Linked DNA regions of Mus musculus: region 1 is linked to region 2. Evidence: chromatin contacts called from ENCODE POLR2A ChIA-PET data. All regions are on one chromosome and are shown on one strand. Each heading gives the region's core, a stretch centred on a gene start or an enhancer-like site at or near the end of the contact. The rest is flanking DNA. Distances are from core to core; before and after follow the strand shown.

Region 1 (6,745 bases), core at 2,192-4,691, 110 kb after region 2:
TGTACTGTATGCATGCAGTGACCACAGAAGCCAGCAGAGGGAGCTAAATTCCCTGGAAGCGACTGTATGTAGCTTGTGGGTTCTGTGACTCTAACTCAGGTCCTCTGAAAGAGCAGGCGGTGTTAACTGCTGAGCCATGTCTCTAGCCCCTTATGTATTCAAGCTGAAAAGTATAGAAACTGTCCTGCTTTTCTTTTCTTTTTTTTTCAAAATATTTATTTGTTTGTTTGTTTATTTATTTTATGTACATGGGTACGCAAGTATCGGTAGCTGCACAGATGGTTGTGAGCCTTCATGTGGTTGTTGGGAATTGAATTTTAGGACCTCTGCTTGCTCCGGTCGCTCCGGTCTGCCCTTGCTTCATCTAGCCCAAAGATTTATTTATTATTATTCGTAAGTACACTGTAGCTGTCTTCTGATGCACCAGAAGAGGGCGTCAGATCTCATTACAGGTGGTTGTGAGCCACCATGTAGTTGCTGGGATTTTTTTGTTTGTTTGTTTTTGTTTTTCGAGACAGGGTTTCTCTGTGTAGCCCTGGCTGTCCTGGAACTCACTCTGTAGACCAGGCTGGCCTCGAACTCAGAAACCTTCCTGCCTCTGCCTCCCAAGTGCTGGGATTAAAGGCGTGTGCCACCACTGCCCGGCAGTTGCTGGGATTTGAAGAGCAGTCAGTGCTCCTAGCTGCTGAGCCATCTCTCCAGCCCCTTTTGTGCTTTTCTTACCTTTCACCTCTTCACTGGGAATTAAACTCAATCCATCATAAATGCTAGGGAAAATGGAGTTTCCCAAATTGTTCAGATTGACCTCAAACCAGTGGTCCTTCTGCTTCAGCCTCCTAAGTAGCGGCGTTTACAGGCATGCTCCACCGTGTGGCGTTTACAGGCATGCTCCACTGTGCCAGAGCTCCTCACCATGCATCAATTCCATCCCTCTGGCCTTCGCATTCTGCCCAAGAACACCACAGGCTTTCTGTGACTGGAAGCTTTTGCTCCAGCTGCTGCCTGGTCCATTCCTTTTTGTTTGTTTTGAGACAGGGTTTCTCTGTGTAGCCCTGGCTGTCCTGGAACTCACTCTGTAGACCAGGCTGGCCTAGAACTCAGAAATCTGCCTTCCTCTGCCTCCCAAGTGCTGGAATTAAAGGCATCTGTCACCATTGCTCGACTTCTTTTTATTTCTTGCGTTTTTATTTACATAGACTATGTGTTTGCTGCGGCATGTGTATGGATGTCAGAGGACAACTTTTGGGAATTAGTGTTACAGGATACTTGATTATTGTACATAGAAAAGCTAATTGTTAGCAAAATATAAGAGTTTAAATAGATAATTGCATTTGTCAAAGGCGGCTAAATGAGTCCTGTAGAGATGCAGTTTAGGTGCGCCTCTAAAAGCCTCATTAGATAAGAATGCTAAAAAATGGAAAGTTCCTGCTAACTTTAAGGCAACTTGCTTGGGAGAGGTTCTCTCTCTCTCTCTCTCTTCCCACTTTCCCATTTCCCCTTTCCCCTTCCCTCTTCCCTCTCCAGTACTCTCTTTCTCCCATCTCCCCTTCTCTCTCTCTCTGCTTGGAAGAGTCTTCTTTATGGAAGGAGCTCCAAGTAAGGGCTAGGGATTTTTCTCTTTGACTTACAGGAAAACAGAGACACAGCTGGCAGGACACAGGTAAAACAATATTCTAGGAAAGAGAGCTAAGAAGCCCTCTCCGGTTTGGAGGAGCTCAAGAGAAAAGTAGACTAGCTCTGTAGATTGACTCAGAAAGAAATTTATTTTTTTAAAAAGAGATTTATTTATCTAAGTACACTGTAGCTAAAAGAGGTTTATTTATTATTATATCTAAGTACACTGTAGCGGTCTTCAGGCAGCACCAGAAGAGGGCATTAGATCTCATTACAGGTAGTTGAGAGACACCATGTGGCTGCAGGGATTTGAACTCAGGACCTCTAGGAAGATCAGTCAGTGCTCTTAACCACTGAGCCATCTCTCCAGCCCCAGAAAGAAATTTCTAAAGAGCTAGCAGTTTAGTTGTGGAATCAGGCTTGTAAATAGATATTTTGTATGTAGTTAAGAAAAAAAAGAAAAGAAAAGAAAGTTGCCTTGCTGAGCTAGCAGGTCTTTACCATAGTTTAAGCCTCTGGTACTTTATTGGTATAAAGATTAGATAATTTAATCAGTTACAGTTGGTTCTCTCCTTACACTGGATAGGTCCTGGGAGTCAAACTCCCAAGTTCCTCGGGCTTGGTGGCAAATGACCTTACCACTGAGCCATCTTGTCTGCCTGTATTGTACCACTTTTCACAGCCATCCCTGGCATTCTAGTCTTTTCTATTTGAAACAAAGTAGCCTGGATCAAATTTGCCAGTCTTGTCCCCTGCCTGCTGAAATACAGGTATGCATCATCACATTCAAATAAGGGCGGCTTTTTAATTTGTGTGTGTGTGTGTGTGTGTGTGTGTGTGTGTGTGTGTGAGAGAGAGAGAGAGAGAGAGAGAGAGAGAGAGAGATTCTGTGTACGTGCATAGGCCAGAGGTCAATATGTTCCGTCTTCCTCTATGACTCTCCACCTTTTTTTTTTTTTTTTTTTTTTTTTTTTTTGAGACAAGGTTCCTCACTGAACTCTGATACTGCAAGAGCAGCTGGCCTGTGAGCTCCAGGCTCTTCCTGTCTCTCTCTCCTTAGTATGAAGAGGACAAGCAAGCACACCACTCCAGTTCCTTAAACTTTCCCAGGGATCTGTCTATCTCCTCAGCAGGACTGAATGGCACTTCTGAGAAATCTGCTTTGCGGAGTTGTTCAGACAAGTCTGTCTAGTGCAGGGCAGTGGGGCAGGGAAGTCCAACGTCTCCCGCGGTGGAGACACTTGCCTGCTTTGTTTCCCGAACTCTCCTCTCCTCTTGACTGTAAAATGAGGAGAGGAGCCCCCGGGCTCTTGGGCCAGAGAGAATGTGGTACTACAGAGTGAACTCTGCATCCCACAGACGCAGAGAAAGGAATTAGTGTGGATCGCCTGGGTTTAGCTTGAGCACTGCAGCGGGGACCCATCTTGGGGGGCGGGGGGGAGTTACGAGTTCCTCTCATAATGGGCCGAATAATTTTGTGCCTCTTAAGGCTCTTAAGACTCGGAATGTTTGCTTAAAGAGGAGCTGAGGCAGACTCTGCCTTCGAAAATAAAAGGGCGCTCGGGATGCTCTGGCAAATATCCTCAGGACTTGGGGGAAGGGTGGGGAGAAGGGAGGAAGGAGGAGAGGGCTAGCCTTCTAGAAGGCGGGAGTAAAGAGTAAGGTGCTTAGGACCCATTGGAGGCAACTGAGACCTAGGTTAGGAAAGATTGCCTTCAGGGGCTGCAACCCTGGTGATGTTGTAACCGGCTTTGGCTTGAGCTAACTTCAGCTCCACCCCTCCCACTGTGCCGTCAAGTTGACTGGGCGTTTCCATCTTGGCCCCCTGAAGCTGTCGCAGTCACCACCCTGCCGGCAGCCCCGGGTCACCTCTCTGGCTCACTCTTCCGGGCTCCAAGGCCTGGGTGGGGCGACCGAGCCACAAGTGCGGCGGCGATCAGCTGTGAGTCCCCGGTGGCTGAGCCAGGCCGCCCCCCTCTCTACCTGGGACTTTCTTCCGGCCAGAGCTCCACAAAGATCTCGCTGTCCTCCAACTTCCAATCGCCTTCCCCACCTTCTTCCCCGCCCCACCTGGCCCTGGCGTGGACCCTGGGTGTCTCCTCCCCTTCCCACTTCCAGCTCCTTCTACGGAGTTTGATTTGAACTTTCGAACCCGCCAATCATCGGCTTCGCTGCGGCCCGGGGCGGGGTCCGGTGTCCGCCCTCCCGACGCGTGGCCCGGCCAGGGTATATAAGCCCTGTCCTGGAGGCGGACCTTACACAGCTTCTCCCCCGGACTCCTTGGTAGTCTGTTAGTGGGAGATCTTCGTCACCCTTTTTCACTTCCTCAGTTTTCGCGGACCACTTCAAGGACTAAATATGGTGAGTATGGCTTTGGGGTAGCGGCGAGGTCGTCTGAAGGGACCGCGGGAGCTGAGGGCTGCCCGGGAGACGATACCTGCAATAGCCCCACGACGGCCGCCTCCAGTTAGACTGGCTTCTGGCGTTTGGGGTGTGAGAGCCTAGTCCACTAAACTAGTGTCGCTTTGGGCTGGAGGGCTCGTCCCGATCCTCTGTCTCGATCCTCCTGGGAGAGCATCCCGTCTCGGCCGCCGGTCGCTCCCGGAAAGGCAGGGAACTTTCACAATGATCACGAGAGTTTGGAGAAACTCAAAGGTCTCCATTTTCCTCAAATGATGTCGCTCTCCCAGCTGGGATAGCCCAGAGGACCTCGTGCGCTCTGGACAGGACTGAGCAAATACTTCCGGGCACCGTCTCCACGCCCTGTGACTCGCTGCTGAGTCACCTGTGGCCAGTCCCCGGCCCTTCCAGCTGCAGCTGTGCACCTGAGAAGGCGAGCTCCTCCGTAGGAGGGAATAATTGGCGTCAGATCCCCTAAGCCAGCCTAGTTTTTAGTGTTACTTCAACGGCATATTTATATTTAGCCCAGTTAAGAAAAAATGTCCGTAAAAAATTTTTTTTTCAATTTAAAGCTAGAGTAAACTACCAACAGCGGGTTTTTTTCTCTCCCTTCCCCTCTCCCCCCCCTCTCTCTCTCTCCTTCCTTCCTTCCTTCCTTCCTTCCTTCCTTCCTTCCTTCCTTCCTTCGATAAAGGGTTTCTTTGTAGCTCTGGCTGTAATAGAACTCACCCTGTAGACCAGGATGGTCTGGAACTCAGAGCTCTGCCTGCCTCTGCTACCTGAGCTGAGATGAAAGGCAAACCACTTGGCTTGCACTTTGGTTTTTGAGTGTCTTATGCTCATGCCAGTCTTGAAATCATTATGTGGCCAAACATGACCTTCAACTAAAACCAAGATCCTTCTGTCTCCACTACCCAAGAGCTAGGGTTATTCACCTGGTTAACAATGTATTAGTTCAGTTTTCAAGAAAAAAATGGGTGAGGCTATCAAACCCTGGGCTCTGGAGGCAGCGGCAGGAGTATCTTCTGAGTTCTGGTCAGCCAGCACAATGAGACCCGGTCTCAAAAGCAAACAAAGTTACCAGGAACTCAGCCCGGCTTGGAGGAGAGTGGCTAGTTCTCTAGACTTTGGAGGCTGAGACAGGGAGGGGGATTGCTCATCATGAGTTTGGGGCTCCTTAGTCCCTAGTGAGTCCCAGGCTAGAGCGGGCTACAGAGTGAATAATTTCGGTAAAAGGAACCTCCCTGCTAAATAAGTTTTAACTATTTGAGAGACCATTTACCTAGCCTGCACCTGGTCAGCTGACAATAGAAATTTAAAAGAAAGGCTGGAGAGATGGCTCAGCTAAGAGCACCAACTGCTCTTCCAAAGGTTCTGAATTCAAATCCCAGCAACCACATGGTGGCTCACAACCATCCTTAATGAGATCTGATGCCCTCTTCTGGTGTGTCTGAAGATAGCTACAGTGTACTTACATATAAGAAATAAATCTAAAAAAAAAAAATTTTTTTTTTTTTAAAGAAAACCCCATCCCAGTATTGTTTAAGGTCTATGGAAGCTTTGGGGAAGTGAGGTGCACAGCCCTCAGGTAGCGCAAGCTGCCTCTGTCTATAGTCCTGGGTGACCCTTGAACTGCTGGTCGCCTCCTTCCCACACTAGGACTGGGATTACTGGCCCGAGCCACCATTTTGTGTGGTGCTGGGATGGAACACAGAACTTCACATAGTTAGGCAAGACCTCTCTCATCTGAGCTAACTCTCCAGCCCCCAAAGCTGTTGGCTTCTTTGTTTTATTCACTTGTGTGGAGTGTACGTTTGGATAGTTGGTATGCTTGGGGGTGGGGGCAGGAGAGGGCAGCTTTCCTTGCAGTTCCGAGATCAGGCTCACTAGTAGGCTCTTTTCCCAGGCTATCCTACAGCCCTCCCACACCCCAGGAAACTTTCAGAATTGTATTCTGAAAGAGGGATGCCGTAACAGCTTTTGATCAAGCAAACCCACAAAGATACAGTTCAGAAAAGCCCCAGGCTCACCTATTAGGCAAGCATGGCTTAAGTGTCTGGCTTTGCTACACCAGCAAGCCTCTTAATCCAGTCGAGGCTAGACTAAGTGATTCATCTGTTCCTCTTGGCTTTGGCTTCTTAGCTTCCAGGAGACAGGCTTGTTTGTAAAGATTTTACATTTCTCATGTGGATGTATGTCTGCCACGCATGCCTGTGTGGAGACTCAGGTCTTTTGGATTGAACTCATTATCTGGCTTGGCGGAAATTGACCTTCATGTGCTATCTTGCCTGCACAAAGAAGCTGTTTAGCACCAAAAGGCTACTGTTGAAATGCCACCTTAGAATCTATGGCCTCCGACGCCGCACTTCCTTAGGCCTGCCTGTGGTTCTTTCTAGCTTCTGGGGACTGGAGGCTCTAAAGTCCAGGTGAAGGTCACTTGAACCAGAGCTGCACCTCCCCCACAGTCCTCCGCACAGGAGACGCTGATCTCACTGATGTGGTCCAAGCCCTTGATTGTCTTGTGGGAAACACGGGTGGAAGGACGAGACTAGTCAAAGGTTGTGAGCAATGTTTTGTTTTACTATTGAGGCCTGAGAAGCTGCTCTTTAGAGACCCTGGATGTTGAATTGAGTTTCCTGCTCATGACCTTAAAAGCATGAAAGTCTTTACTAAAGGAAAAGCATAGCAACTGTGGGAGACTTCTTTGTCAAATGTGAAGGTTTTCTGCCAA
Region 2 (6,224 bases), core at 651-3,150:
CAGGCTTGGGGTTCCACCCACTTCCAGGACAGGCTAAGCTGTTTCAGTGCTCGCTCCCTCCCTCTCCCATGGTGTCTCTGTGTAGCCCTGGATGTCCTGAAACTCACTCTGTAGACCAGACTGGCCATAAACTCAAGAGATCCGCTTGCCTGTGCCTCCTGAGTGCTGGAACTGAAGGCGCGCACCCCCACCTCCTACCTGGGTTGTTCTCTAGTTTCTAGATGGGAGCCACATTCAGGAGACACTAGAAACGTTCACTTGCCCCTGGCTGGAGCTGATGTCCTAAGCTAATGGCTTAGGAGGCAGAAACACATACTGAGCAGTTTCTTCGGCCTCATCCCTCCAGGTGGTCAGTATCTTATAAGGCCTGGATGTGCCCCCCCCTGGCCCCCCACCGTGATATGCCCAATCCCCAATGTGTACCTCTCCCAAGGAACACAGAAGAGATGCTACCCGACTCTTATCCTGGGGCTAGATACTCGTATGCCCTCATTGGTAAGGGCAGACCTAGTCCCCTTTACCGTTTCTTCAATCTAAGCATGCCAAGGGGTAGCCTAAAGCTCAGCCTGAGAAAAATGAAGAAAGACACCATCTGAGCCCTCCCCTTTATTCAGTAAGATCTCCTTCCACTCCTCCAAACCCTTCCCTTTTCATTTAGTATGTGCAGAGCTCTCTGGGAAAACAAAACAAAATAAAACAAAAAAACCCAGCAGACAAAGAGATTATCATTCAAAGCAGGCCCAAGGAAAATAGATTTCCCTAAGTCCCACGGGTGCTCCTACCCTAGAGTAGTACACTGCCGTATGGAAAGTTCAACTGCAATTCTAGATTAATGCTTAAAGAATAAGAAATACAGGCTAGATGCGCTCAGGATCACTGCGGACCCGGGACCCTCCCACCCCCACCCCACCCCACCCCACCCCACCCACACATGAGAACTCACACGGGATGGCTGGAAACCCAGTCTGAGTGTCAAACAAATTATCCGGAAGTCGTGCGGGGTGTGTGTCATTGTATTGGCTTGTGTTTGGCATGCTGCATGCCAGAGGCCCAGGATTCAATCACAGAAGGAATGAAAACAACCACTACTACAGGGGAGAGAAAACAGGCGGGGAAACCTCGGTGTTCCTCCATCTCCACTTCTTACAACCCCATCTCGTCGGACAGGACTTCTTTCTTCCTTAGTGGGAGGACCCACTACAGCTCCCACTTTTCCTTCGCCCCTCGCGCCACCATCGCATGTCCCCGGTTAACTGCTCAATGTGACCGAGTCTCCCTTCATTTCAACATCAACCATGGTTGCCCTTCATCTACTTTTAAGGGGGAACACGCACACTAACTTGTCCCGAAGCAAATCCATCCTTTTCCAGAGGATCAAACGCTCCACACTAGAGGACCCCCATCGCCAGGAACGCCCACGGGGGTGGAGTAGAAGGGGCGGGGGGAGGGGCGAGCGGCCGAGGAACGGAAACCCGGCGGCTTTGTTTACGGCTCAGGGACCCAGCCGACCCGACCGGGAGTTCACCGGCCCGGCCCCGGCGCTCGCAGGGGTCGAGGTGCTCCGGAGCCCAGGCAGCTGGACTTCCCGTCTCCATCGCGGCGCGCCCCTCCCACCTCGGCCCGGCCCCTTCCCGCCCAGGTCCCGGACTCACGATGCACTCGCGGACCCTGTCGTGGAACAGCTGTTCTCGCACGGATAGCACTTCGTAGTCAGCTGCTTCCATACTCTGCTCAGCATGACTGGGGCGGGGGTGTCTCCGGGCCCGGGGAGGACGAGCGGGGATGAGGCCGCCGCCGCCCGCCAAGCACCCGGACCCAGCCTAAGCGCCTCTCCTCGCTGCCCGTGACGGAAACTCAAGGTAATCTGGGGCTCAGATTCTGCGGTCGGACGCCCCGCCCTTAAAGGGGCAGGCCCCAGCCCGCCTAGTCTTAAAGGGCTCGGGTCCCCCTCGGTCCCCTCCCCTTTAAGGTGGGGTCACTCGCAAGCACGTTTCAACGCAAGTACCCGCCGCCCGGCTACGCGGAAGTGCCAGGCTTGGTGCCCAGTGACGACACAAGGCCTGGGCGGGTTTCTTCAGAGGAGCGGAACTTACTGGTTCCTCGTAGACTGTCGGTCATCGCTAGGAGTGCGCTGATAGGACATTCTGGGAAAGGAGGCGGGATGTTTTTGGCCTGTCGAAGCTGTTCTAAAACTAAGAGTCCTTGTGGTCCACGGCTGAGATGTGAGGGTTGGTTCCAGGATGTGTATCCGTCAGGATTTTAGTTTAAACGAATAAGGTTGGGATCAGGTCAGCCCGTCGAGAAGATGTAAGCACCACGGGGTCTTCTGAAGGGACGGCTGCCTGTAACCCAAAGGTCCATAGCGTTTTCTTTTCTTTTTCTTTATTTTTATTTTTGGTTTTTCGAGATAGGGTTTCTCTGTGTAGCCCTGGCTGTCCTGGATCTCACTCTGTAGACCAGGCTGGTCTCGAACTCAGAAATCCGCCTGCCTCTGCCTCCCAAGTGCTGGGATTAGTGGCTTGTGCCACCACTGCCCGATGCGTTTTTTTATTTGTTATTGGAGTTTCCCTGCCACTCCAGACAGCTTTCACACAGTTATTTTTGTGGAAGGCCTAGGGTATTAGAGAACAAATAGTTAAAAAACAAACCACAACAAAAACAAAAAAACAGGAGACTTTTTAAAAATGTCATGAAACTTTTGTTTTGTTGAGACAGGTCTTGCGATGCAAACCAGGCTACCCTTGAATTCTCAGCTTCCTAGTTGATTGCATGTATTACCAGGCCCAGGCTATCCCGAAACTGAGGAAATATCCCAGGGAATATTGGTGAGTGGGTTGAGTAAAACATTAACTCCCAAACATTAACTCCCTGCTATGTGCTGTTCTCTTTATAGCCTTTATCTAATTTTAATGTTTTAACATTTTAACGTTTTAACGTTTTAATTTGAAACTAGAAAATAGAGGTTGGCCCAGTCCTACTTTGAGATTCAGAAACCATCTGGGCATTGTGGCACACGTCTTTTAATTCAGCACTAGGAAGGCAGAAGCAGGTGGATCTATAAATTCATGGCCAGTCTGCCCTTTACATAATGTTTTAGGACAACCAGAGTAACATGGTGAGAATTTGTCTCAAAAACAAAATAAATACATCCCGTGTATACATTTATGTTTATATAGTTGGCCCTCTGCATTGTTGGGTTCTACATCTGTGGGTTCAGCTAATCTCAAACACAAAGCAAAAACCATTTGGGAGGGGTAGCTATAGAGATGGCTCAGTTGGTAACAGGAGAAGGACCTAAGTTCCATTCCTAGCACCCACAATTAATGAGTAGTGCAGGCTGGTGAACCCGGGGAGGTGTGGACGGGAGGATCCCTAGGGTCTGCTGACTAGACTAGTCAGCGAACCCTATTCATGTAGCCCCAAGTCCTAATGAGAGACCAAGTCTAAAAACACATCTGGGATACAAAGAGAGACCCTGCTTCAAAATACAACAGCAAAATACATCTAGGGCTGGGAATGTTACACAGTGATAAAGAACTTAGCATGAGCAAGACCTTGGATTTGATTCCCAACACCATGAAAAAAAGTCTTGGGAACAAAATTATGTCTGTACTGAACATGTGCAGATTTTGTGTTCTTGCTGGTATACCCTAAATTTTGTTTTGTTTTTTGTTTTTTGAGACAGGGTTTCTCTGTGTAGCCCTGGCTGTCCTGGAACTCACTCTGTAGACCAGGCTGGCCTTGAACTCAGAACCACCTGCCTCTGCCTCCCAAGTGCTGGGATTAAAGGCATGCGCCACCACTGCCCGGCTATACCCTAAACTATTTATATAATTTTTACACCGTATTGAGAATTATAGGTGCTGGAGTATTGGTTCTAAATATTTTGGGCGATATGCATACGTTATATGCAAATTCTGAGTTGTTGGCATTTTTTTGTTGTTGTTTTTTTGTTTTTAAGACAAGGCCTCTCTATAGTCCCAGCCTTCTCAGAATTCAGTGTTTAGAGAAGGCTGGCCTCAGATTCACTGAGATCCAGCTGCTGCTCCTCCTGATGCTGGAATTAAATACACGTGCCACCATGCCCCACTCCACCACACCACAGTTGTAAGTTTTACACTTGTACGTCTGTTTCTCTCTCTGTCTCTGTCTCTCTCTCTCTCTCTCTGTGTGTGTGTGTGTGTGTGTGTGCATGAGAACAAGTTCATGCCCAGGTGCACATGAGGCGGTCACAGGACAACTTTGGGGAGCTAATTTTCTCCTTCCACAGTGTAGGTCCCAGCAACTGAGCTGAGGTTGTCAGGCTTGGCCAGCAAGTGCTTTTGAAAGCCACCAGAGTCCTCAGACATTTATTTCAACTATGAGAAGCGTGGTGCTTTAATGACAGTGGTATAGTGCAAATCAGGTTGGGCACACTCCTGTCTGCACAGGCTTGTAATTCCAGCACAGAGAAGGATTGAAAGCTGAGGCAGAAGGATGTAGGTTGGCCAGCTTGGGTTAGGAAGTTCCAGTCTAACTGGGAATACCTAACAAGGCTTTGTCGCAAAAAATAAACCAAAAGTAGACATTGTCTCAACAAAATAGATCAAAAATAACTAAAAGACTTAGACTCGCTGGGCAGTGGTGGCGCCTGCCTTTAATCCCAGCACTCGGGAGGCAGAGGCAGGCGGATTTCTGAGTTTGAGGCCAGCCTGGTCTACAGAGTGAGTTCCAGGACAGCCAGGGCTACACAGAGAAACCCTGCCTCGAAAAACAAAACAAAACAAAACAGAAAAAAAAAAACCAAAAAAACAAAAAAACCTCAGAGTCAAACCAGAGCATTTCATTCCTATTGACTGCCATGCATAAGATTCAGGTCCATGATATGCCAGGTGTTAGGTGTGTTGAGTAGATATGAAGGACCTAGCTTCTCCTTCATAGAACTTAGAACTTGTAGGAATGATAAACAGCGAGTAGGAGGCTGGGGGCAGGGTAGTTCAGTAGGCAGAGTGCTGCCAACCATGCACATAACCTGGGGTTTGCTCCCCAACAATGCATAAATGAGTCTGGTAGTGTACATTTGTAATCTCAGCACTTGAATACAGAGCTCAAGGTCACTTATGCCTATATGACTAGTTCAGGCCAGGCAGTGGTGGCTGCACACGCCTTTGATCCCAACACTTGGGAGGCAGAGGCAGATAGATGGCTGAGTCTGAGTCCAGCCTGGTCTACAGAGTGAGTTCCAGTACAGTTTGGGCTACACAAAGAAACCCTATCTTGAAAATCCAAAATAAAAAAACCATAAATGTGTCTACAGCCCAAAAGGCCACTCAGTGGGGGGTTGGAGAAACAGCTCAGAGGTTAAAAGTCCTCAGGCTCCTGAGGAGGAAAGAGGCAGGGCTCCAGGACCCAGAGCTGGTGTAACTCCAGTTCCAAGGAAATCCAACAGTCCCGGCCCCTGGAGGCATTCACGCACACACAAACCGATACATTGTGGAGTGTAACACCCCACCCCACCCCCCATCCCCGAGACTGAGCATAGGCTCGTTATGTTTGAATACTAAGTATCCAAGTGGTGGAACCCATCTGGGAAGGATTAGGAGGTGTGGCCTTGTGGGAAGAGGCATGTTACTGGAAGTGGCCTTTGAGATTTCAAAAGCCATTCTCTCTCTGCTTCCTGCTTGTGGGTCTGATGTAAGCTCTCAGCTACTGCTCCAGAGCCATGCCCACCTGCCTGCCTAACCCAAGCTCCTCACCATGATGGTCATAGACTCACCCTCCAAACTCTAAAGCCCCCAATAACCTCTTTTTCTATAAGTTCCTTTGGTCATAGTGCCTCATCACTGCAACTTAAAAGTCACCAAGATAGCCAGACGTGGTGGCACACGCCTTTAATCCCAGCACTTGGGAGGCAGAGGCAGGCAGATTTCTGAGTTTGAGGCCAGCCTGGTCTACAAAGTGAGTTCCAGGACAGCCAGGGCTACACAGAGAAACCCTGTCTCAGGAAAAAAAAAAAAAAAGTCACCAAGATGTCAATTGGTACCAGGAAGTAGGTCATTACTGTGACAGGCCTGACAATGCTGGTTTTGTGGGTCCATGGAAGACTTTGGGACTTTGCAATAGGAAGCTTAATGAATGCTGTAGTTGGGGCTTAATAGACAGTAGTACTGAGAGCAATATGGACTATGGAGGTCTAGCTCCAAAGGTTCCAGAAGGAACGATATTAACAGCTTGTCTAGAGACCA

What was found. ChIA-PET counts read pairs that join two places held with the same protein, here RNA polymerase II (POLR2A).
Region 1: POLR2A ChIA-PET joins it to region 2 with 25 read pairs in Patski. The contact joins the promoter of Tuba1c here to the promoter of Lmbr1l in region 2. POLR2A ChIA-PET finds 5 or more read pairs at or near these places in 3 of 5 experiments (Patski and embryonic stem cell).

Annotation. Positions count from the first base shown.
Region 1 is chr15:99,026,450-99,033,194 of GRCm38, forward strand. It overlaps Tuba1c (tubulin, alpha 1C), which reads left to right and starts at 3,442. Exons shown (of 4, transcript NM_009448.4): 1 at 3,442-3,975. The coding sequence starts at 3,973.
Region 2 is chr15:98,916,198-98,922,421 of GRCm38, forward strand. Lmbr1l (limb region 1 like) reads right to left here and starts at 1,901. Exons shown (of 17, transcript NM_029098.3): 1 at 1,653-1,901. The coding sequence starts at 1,724. It overlaps Gm41396 (a long non-coding RNA gene), which reads left to right and starts at 1,772. Exons shown (of 5, transcript XR_001781764.2): 1 at 1,772-1,859; 2 at 2,716-2,825.